Regions from separate parts of the Homo sapiens genome. Here regions 2 and 3 are each linked to region 1. The links are chromatin contacts, found by Hi-C in ENCODE. All regions are on one chromosome and are shown on one strand. The core of a region is the stretch at or near the end of the contact, and the rest is flanking DNA. Distances in the headings are between cores, read along the strand shown.

The links. Hi-C counts contacts between places; a loop is a spot of excess contacts on that map. Pooled maps may share reads with other maps.
Region 2: a loop to region 1 is called in a map with no recorded cell type, with 11 times the contacts of the local background. The contact joins two enhancer-like sites. A Hi-C loop is called at or near these places in 2 of 37 single-sample maps with no recorded cell type and 4 of 50 pooled maps.
Region 3: a loop to region 1 is called in a pooled map, with 6 times the contacts of the local background. The contact joins two enhancer-like sites. A Hi-C loop is called at or near these places in 1 of 50 pooled maps.

The regions. Positions count from the first base shown.
Region 1 is chr12:131,772,646-131,775,487 of GRCh38, reverse strand. All of the region lies in intron 13 of SFSWAP (splicing factor SWAP), which reads right to left. Among named protein-coding and RNA genes, the nearest start is that of MMP17, 54 kb to the left of the region's middle. RefSeq lists enhancers at 802-1,426, 1,506-1,695, 1,427-2,052. Within about 2 kb of position 1,412, at least 6 of the 41 ENCODE cell types and tissues checked have a DNase peak (open chromatin) inside an H3K27ac peak, as active enhancers do.
Region 2 is chr12:128,809,617-128,812,458 of GRCh38, reverse strand. SLC15A4 (solute carrier family 15 member 4) reads left to right here. Exons shown (of 8, transcript NM_145648.4): 3 at 2,348-2,516. Among named protein-coding and RNA genes, the nearest start is that of SLC15A4, 13 kb to the left of the region's middle. RefSeq lists enhancers at 254-323, 1,558-1,657. Within about 2 kb of position 1,463, at least 20 of the 41 ENCODE cell types and tissues checked have a DNase peak (open chromatin) inside an H3K27ac peak, as active enhancers do.
Region 3 is chr12:128,828,503-128,831,344 of GRCh38, reverse strand. It overlaps LOC124903083 (a long non-coding RNA gene), which reads right to left. Exons shown (of 2, transcript XR_007063602.1): 2 at 1,899-2,842. Among named protein-coding and RNA genes, the nearest start is that of SLC15A4, 6.0 kb to the right of the region's middle. RefSeq lists enhancers at 825-934, 1,505-1,574. Within about 2 kb of position 1,389, at least 10 of the 41 ENCODE cell types and tissues checked have a DNase peak (open chromatin) inside an H3K27ac peak, as active enhancers do.

The DNA of each region.
Region 1 (2,842 bases), core at 163-2,662:
TGCACTAAAAAAATGCCAGTATCCACGGCCTCTACATCAGGAGCACACGCTGCGCAGAAAGCAAGCCGGCCCAGGGGCTGAAAGACGCCATTGGGAACCTCAACACGGGCACCTGTGAGTGTTCGGGAAGTCAGAGCTGCTGCAGGTCCTTTCAACAAGGCCCGGGATTTCCCCAGGAAAACAAAGAGAGAGCTGAAGAGAAGGAGAGCTGAGACACATACTCCACCCTCGAGTAAGGAGTTTGTTCTGTGACGAGAAGGAAGAGAAACACGTCTTTGCTGTCTTTTTCTGGTGAAGAACTCTCCTCATTTACTCTCTCCACGCTCACAAAATCACTGCACTAATTTGGTGTGTGATTGGTAAGGCGCTGTGTTAAAACAGAGGGGAGATGGAAAAACATGGTCCCTGGCAAACGTCTGTGAAAGACAAAACCAAACGGGCGCGAGACGCCATCTGAGGCACAGTCAAGACAAACAGGAGTGCGAGGAGTCAACTCTCCAGCTGAGTTTCTATTCATATTTCTACTGCCAACTTAATGATTTGAGCCTCCAAACTTTTTTTTTTGCCTTTATCCTAACTAATGCCTGTCATTAATAATACTTATCTCACCACTGTGCTTAAAGACTAGGGCTCCATTTTGAAGCGACGGGACAATCTGAATCAACACTTTCAAATGTCACTTGTAATCAAGTCCAGGTCTATTTATTCCAACAACACGATCATCCTTCACCATGAAGGTGAAAACTAGAGCTGTTGTGACCTCTGCCAGGCTGAATTAAGATGGTTCATTATGTTGACATTACTGCTTTTTTCAGCTTCAAGTGCTAAAAGTGAACAAGGACTGATGCCAAACACAGCTTCCCAGAAACCACAGCTGCCTTTGAGATGCATTTTTAATATTCCAGCAAAAATGATCAAAACGGAAGTCATGTTTGAATGTAGGGGGGCAGACGTACATTGGTTTAGGTAGAGTCCGGGACAAAGCAAATAACTTCTGAAAAATGGTCATTTATGAGAGCATTAACAGCTTACCGCCGGCCACTTCTGTAACACTGGAAATTAACATTGATTAGTCCCCCTGTGTCACGATGAAGTATTTGGCAACAAAATTAGCACATGAACCAGCAACGATTATTTCCTACTGTGGCAAAACAAACCGCTCAAAAGCAGACTGACTTTGTATCTGATTGTATTTGAAAATAAAAGAAATCTTATTTGTGAAGGACACTACATTAACTATGAAAGGGATAACCAACACTGCGGCGTTGCTCTCCATCCCTTCACCCAGCCCCACTGCCCTACCACGTCCTGCCCAGGTGCATCCTCCCACCCCTGCCTCCACTCTGCTCCAGCGCCCCGTGCCCCGCAGCCACACTGTCTCAGCGGAAATGCGGCTCTCATCCTGTCGGTCTCTCGTGCTCACTTATTCTGGCGTCCCAGGCTCTCCACAACTGGCCTCCCATTGTCATTCCGGTTCTGCCTGAGAAAGTGTCTTCCTGAGTGGGGCCACCTGTCCTTTACCACTTGTGGGTCTTTGGCCCTCGTGGGCCCTCACTATTCTGGTAAGCTCCTCAAGGCCTCGCCTGAGCCCCAGGTCCCGGAGCCGCCACTCTCCTCCTGGCTGTGCTGTCCTGATGGAAATGCCCATGTGTGAACAGCAACAGCTCAAATGCAGTCATGGTCACTGGTTAACAAGCAAGCTTCTAATGCATATCCCAAAGCACCTCAGCACCTAGCACACAGCAGAGATTCAGCAAACACAGGCAGGTTTCAGTTCCTATTTCCTTTTCAAACTCTTACTGGAATTGTAAACTTGGCAGATCAGTAACTTGAAAACATTTGTGGGCTGGGTGCAGTGGCTCATGCCTGTCATCCTAGCATCTTGAGAGGCCAAGGCGGGAGAACTGCTTGAGGCCAGGAGTTCAAGACCAGTCTGGGCAATATAGCAAAATCCCATCTCTACCAAAAATACAAAAAAATTTAGCTGGGCATGGTGGCAAGTGCATGTAAGTCCTAGCTACTTTGGAGGCTGAGGTAGGAGGAGTGCTTCAGGCCGGGAGGTCAAGGCTGCAGTGAGCTGTGATGGTACCACTGCATTCTAGCTCGGGCGACAGAGTGAGACTCTCTCAAAAAGAAAAAGAAAAAAAATTTGTGGAATCTAAGAAATCATCCTGCAGTCTGTTGCTACTATGTAAATGACCGCATGAAAAAAGGGGTTCAATGAAGACTTCTCCCTTCTCTTCATCCTGGATTACGAACACACACTAGGAATGAAGAGAGAATGTATGTGATACAGGCAGGAGGCAGGGAAATACTGGTGAGGGCTTCACACTCAAGCCTGGACCCGTGGCCCAAAGTGACAACTATCCCTGTTTTCCCACCTGAATGTTGCCTTTTGGCCTGCTCTGCCCCCTATCCTGTGCCCATAAGAACCCCAGACTCCAGACAAAGGGGACACACACAGAAGAGAAAGCATCTGAGCAAAGAGAGGAGAGGAAGCAGCTGGATGTTGGAGAGGAGTTTGGCTGAGGGATGGCCAGACTCCAGGGGAAAATTATCTTCCTGCTGTACCCCCTTGTCAGCTTCCCTTTCTGCTGAGAGCCACTTCCACAGCTCAATAAAGTCCTCCATATTCACCACCCTTTAATTCGTTCGTGTGACCTGATTCTTGCTGGACGCCGGACAAGAACTCAGGTACCAAGAGGGCAGGGTGTAAAGGCTGTCACCCTGACCCTCCACTGAGCTGATTAACACTCAACACTGATTGTAACACAGGCTTTCTGAGGCTCCAGGGGTCACAGACACCCACTCCCAGATGGCAGAGCTAAAAGAGCATTGTAAT
Region 2 (2,842 bases), core at 214-2,713, 3.0 Mb after region 1:
AGTGCCAGTTACATGGGGGGCTGAGGCAGGAGAATGGCGTGAACCCGGGAGGCGGAGCTTGCAGTGAGCCGCGATCACACCACTGCACTCCAGCCTGGAAGGTAGCGAGACTCCGTCTCAAAAACGAAAAAATAAAATAAAAAAAAAAAGTTGGGCCTCCAAAGCCTGAGGAAGCATGACATACCCAACATTTTTACAGTTGTGACACTTAATTTCATCTGGCCCAATCTCAGTTTCAATCCAGGTTGATCTGTGTTTTGAAGATAATATAGTGCTTGATATTAAATGAGAAATGAAGGCGTATTTGTTCAACTCATCAGACCAGAGTAGAAATGGTTCTACAGCTTTTTGAGATACATACTTCTTTGGGAATCCGTGAGAACCAGTGGACTCTTTTCCTGGAGAATACACACACCTACATGCGGCCTTCACAGAGACTCAGGCACAGGCGTCCTGAAACTGGAGCTCGTCAACTTGTGTGGGAGGAGCAGAGGGCTCTTGTGGGTGTTCGGGTGTCACTTGTGACCGTGGCTTCGTGTTGGACCCTTGTATGTTGCAAAATAGTGCACCTAACAATATGTGTAACCCAGTAAAGCTTCAGATGCATGTTGATTTCACAGCTTTTAAATATTTTAATTACATAAAGCGAAAGTAATATAACCAGTAACCTGTGTGAATGATTCTTTGTGTGAAAATGGGTTTATTTGTTATTTAAATGTTTTTAGTGAAAGGTATTTAATATGATGTGGTAAACCACTGATAGTATCTGCATTAGGTACAAAAGGACTTTAATTTCCTTTTTGAAAAAAAGTAGTACTTGAAGAAGTTAATGTTTTCGAGTGAAAGTATTTATAATGTCTTTGGAATTTATTTTCACTTTTGGGTGTTTTTGTTTTTGATTATTTTCCCCCACTAGACTAAGTCCGTAAGGACAGGAGCCCTCCCCTTTAGCCCCCAGGTAGAGCAATGCAGGGCCTACAGCAGGTACTCGATCAGTATTTGTTGAATCGAACTTAGTTTTCTTGTCCAAAATTTGGCTAAAATATTCAGTTATAGTTTTCAGCGCTTCTATTTTTCCCCACTCTGAATGTCCAGACTTAAAATGTTGACTTTATAAGATAAAGAATTTAAAATACTGGCACCATAGTAAAATGGGACATGAGTTAATAAACTAGAAGGCTGACAGGTGCCATTTCTGTTGGCTTCCCACAGTTAAACACAATCTTATTGGGAATTAACTCTCTCCTGGTACTTCTGGCTTTAGAGAATAGTGTGCACTTTGTTTTCCCATTTTACCCCTGAGATCCTTGGAGCCCGTTCCCCATTAGAGTGTTTTGGAGCTGGGAGAGAGTGCGGAGCTGTCTAGTGGGGCCTGTTCATTTTCTAAATAATGAAGCAGGCCCAGAGCAAGGAAGTGAAACTCGTTAGTACAAGAGCTGGGGATGCCAGGTCCATGTTCCTGCTGTGACCGGCAGATGTGAGGGCAGTGGCAGGGAGTGGAGGGACAGTGGTGTCCTGCAGGGGTCAGGGCCTCAGGCTGTAAAGCCAAGACTGCCTGGGTCCAAGTCCTGGCCATACCTCAGGCACCCTTCACACTCTCTGTGCCCCGGCATCTTCCTCTGTGCAATAGGGCCCTGAAGAGTTTTAACACCACATGGTTAATGAGGGAGCACATGGGACGCGGTGCACTGGGCACTCCCTGTTTCCTACTGTCAGGGGACAGAGCCAGGGACATCCTCCTCTCATCACCACCAGCACCGCCCTCCCCCAACAGCTCTTCCTTAATCCAAGAGCTGACAGCTTTCCTCCGAGAATAGAAGCCTGCCTCAGTCCTGCCAGTGACTCAGTTTAAACCAGCAGGGTTTTATTAACAGCATGGGTATTGGCTGTCAGGTCTTGATGTTTGATAAATTAGCTGATTAAAAATTCACACAATCCAGTGCATTTTTTCATATGCTATCCAGTGGCATAGCTAGTGTCCCTCCCAGTGTCACGTAGAGCTGCAGACTCTCCCCACACGGAGATTGCCGAGCTGGCAGCTGCGCTGGGGCTCTCAGCTCAGCCGTGGTTCACACTGTCATCACAGATCTTCCAGCCACGCCAAAATTACAGTAGCCCAGTTTCACTTTGACTAGAAAGTCCCTTTGTCAGCTGTTTCAGTACATTCTGTGACATTTAGAAATAATTTAGGTAGCTGTGTTGGGTGTGTACAATTAGTAAGTGATGGAATGAGTTGAAGCAGATTCAATACAGTGAGCTGGTTTCTTACCTCCAAACTTAATTTGTGACCAAATAATTGATTGCTGGGAGGGGAAGAAAACTAATTCCTTCATTTTATTTCCCAAAGTGAAGGCATTGGAGTCTTTCAGCAATCTTCTAAACAAAGTCTGTTTGATTCATGTAAGATGTCTCATGGTGGGCCATTTACAGAAGAGAAAGTGGAAGATGTGAAAGCTCTGGTCAAGATTGTCCCTGTTTTCTTGGCTTTGATACCTTACTGGACAGTGTATTTCCAAGTGAGTGGTGACAAACAGGTTTAATTTCCTTTATCTTCCTATGAAGTCTTACCCTAGCACTTGTTTTGGCCATTTCTAAAGTAGGTAGGACTAGGTGATTTTTTTTCCCATGAGTCTACAGAATCTTGGAATTTTTGGTTTTAGTTATGGAGTCATTTTGGCTGCTTTAACTATGTCTAAAGCCTCTCTGAAAAAGAAGCTGAGAACAGGTACGCTTCTGGTTTTTCAGGCCCCTCTTGTTAATGTAATTTCTCCTTTGGATAACTGGCCATTCTTTTTCAAAATTGATCTCCAGAGGACTTTACGATGACCAAATCATTGACCTG
Region 3 (2,842 bases), core at 140-2,639, 2.9 Mb after region 1:
TACAGGCACCCGCCACCACGCCTGGCTAATTTTTTATATTTTTAGTAGAGACAGGGTTTCACCACGTTGTCCAGGCTGGTCGTAAACTCCTGACCTCAGGTGATCTACTGGCCTTGGTCTCCCAAAGTGCTGGGATTACAGACGTGAGCCACCACGCCTGGCCTCATTATTTTTAATTGATATAATAATTGTTCATAATTATGGGGCATAAGGTAGGATTTTGAAACATGTACTTCTATGAGATCAACTTTTTTAGCTTCTATATATGAGTGAGAGCACATGGTATGTATCTCTCTGTGCCTGGCTGATTTCACTTCATACAATCAGTTATTTTGTATTAGTGCTTCTGTTCTTGTTCTTTGTATTCATCTTCCTTGATCTTTCCTGTAAGGCCTAATCTAGAAAACAAATACACTTATAATTACCAACGAACTATTATATGATTACAGTTTAGGCTAAGGTTGCTTACAAGGAATTGTGAAAGTGGTGGTTAAAATAGGATCTTAGGTGTGGTCACACCATCTTGCGCTTCTTGCAATAGAAGGAAGCAGAAGTTCATTTTCTTTCACTTACTCTCTCTCTCTCTCTTCACCTCCCTGCTTCTATTGGCGAAGCCCAACTTTTGCACGTCTTGGGGGTTTTTTAAACACAGGTGGAAAAGTACGCAAGAAACAGACGTTGCTACTCGCAAGGGTCAAATAAAATGAGTGCCTGAAACAAGTCAAATCAAAATCAGCTTCCTGACCGTACACTCTCACATCCTCTGTTAAAATAAATGCAAGTCATTCTGGGAGCTGAATTAGTTCATACTAAAAGTAGATTAGTGTGGCTTTGGTTTAGGATCAAGGATTTAACACCTGATTCTATTCCGTTGGTTGCCTGTGTTTTTATTGATTTCACTTTTTATACCTTCTGCTTCTATCAAGAGTATTTGTAGCCAGAAAGAGTGGTTGCAACAGTGACTCCTTGAAGTAAATAGAATTTATGGCAACTCTCTGTACCCAAGGAGATTCAAAAGATGTGTGGCATGGCCTGTGGCTGTACTATGGCTAATGACTTATGCTATGGCCTGATGCACAAAGGTGAGGGGGCCTATCCGAGTCCCTCCCTAGGGATCTGGGAAATTGGAGAAGCTGAAGCACTGGCCGTGAGTGCTGAGGCTGAGCTGAGCTGAGGCTGAGCTGTCATGACTCAGGGGGCAGGTGTTCAACAGTTGTTTGTTGAGTGAGTTAGTGATGTACAGATGGCACAGAAAGGCTATGACAGCTGCTTCTAACCCGAAGTTTTGAGGAAGCTGAAACTGTCAGTAAGGAGAGGCAACTGTCTGGCGGTGAGGAGTGAGCAACTCAACAGAGATGTGAAACTACGGCAGAAATGTCATGAAACAGCCAGAGGAGTCAGGCAGTCCCCTGAATGTCCTGTCTGTGACGGTTTCTCAGTTCACTGCCTTAAATCACACCCACTCGAGCTCTGCACTGGGTGAGGCTCAGGAGACAAAGTGGTACCAGAGAAGGGAGAACCCTGTGTTTCCAAGTCTAGTCCACACCACAGGCACCTTTGCAAAGAGTGTCCTTGCCCCTTTTCTAGAGGGCCCTTGAGGTGAAGAGCCAATAGACAAAAATGTTATTTTGGAAGACACGGTTACCTATCCCTTAGATGCCTACTGTATGGGTTGGGTCATTTATTAATTTTAGCTGCAAAGGAGAGACTCATAGGATCACTTTTTGGGGCAGAAGTATATTGCGAGCATATCCAATAAAGTGGGAGGAATCACCTTACATCAATTCTTTAGCTATACCATCACTGGGGGCTCAGTACAGGGGCTGCAAACCCAATCATTACAGAAGCCCAGCAGAAAACTCATGGGTCAGGCATGAGAAAAAAATCAGGCTGGCCTCTCTTGTTCCTTAATTTTTTTATTTTTTATTTTTTGAGACGGAGTCTCACCCTGTCGCCCATGCTGAATGCAGTGGTGCGATCTCGGCTCTCTGCAACCTCTGCCTCCTGGGTTCAAGCAATTCTCCTGCCCTAGCCTTCCAGTTCTTTTATTTTTTCCATTTTTGATAGAATTATGATAGGTGGCTTGGGGCCACAAGTAATACAAATAACAGAAAACCCAACACAGTGGCTTAAACAATGTTAAGACTTATTATCTCACTTCTCCCTGAGTCTCCTGTGCCATCCCCCAAGTCAGTCTCATCCTAAGCTGGTTCATCTCATGGTTGTCAATAGCCATCAGGAGCTATTAGAGCTGCAGGTTTCCTAACTCACATCCAGTTTGGGAGCATGTGCCTCGCCCACAGTCAGCCAATAAGTGGCCTTGCCTCTAGTCTGACTGGGTCAACTTACCTCATTTGTCCACTGCTGGGTCAGTAACCGCAGGCACCAGGGAAATTTCGTGTCCTGAAAGGTTAGAGTCTGCGTTCCTGAACTGGTCACCATGAAGAGGCATGAGACTAGTACTGGTGTGGGCTAGTTCTATCTGGGAACAAGGATGAAGTCAGGTTCTCCTGAGCTACATGGGAAGCTGGTGGGGACAGGGGTGGGTTAAGGAAGACAAATATGTGAAGAGAATCAGGATTGTTTGGAAAAAGAAAGAGTATGGATGTTGGCTAATTAGTCAATCATATCCATTACATTTTAGTACGGAATGGAGTTGCTGGCCGGGCGTGGTGGCTCTAGCCTGTAATCCCAGCACTTTGGGAAGCCAAGGCAGGCAGATCACCTGACTTCAGGAGTTCAACACCAGCCTGGCCAACATGGTAAAACCCCACCTCTATAAAAAATATAAAAATTAGCTGGGTATGATGGCAGATGCCTGTAATCCCAGCTACTTGGGGGG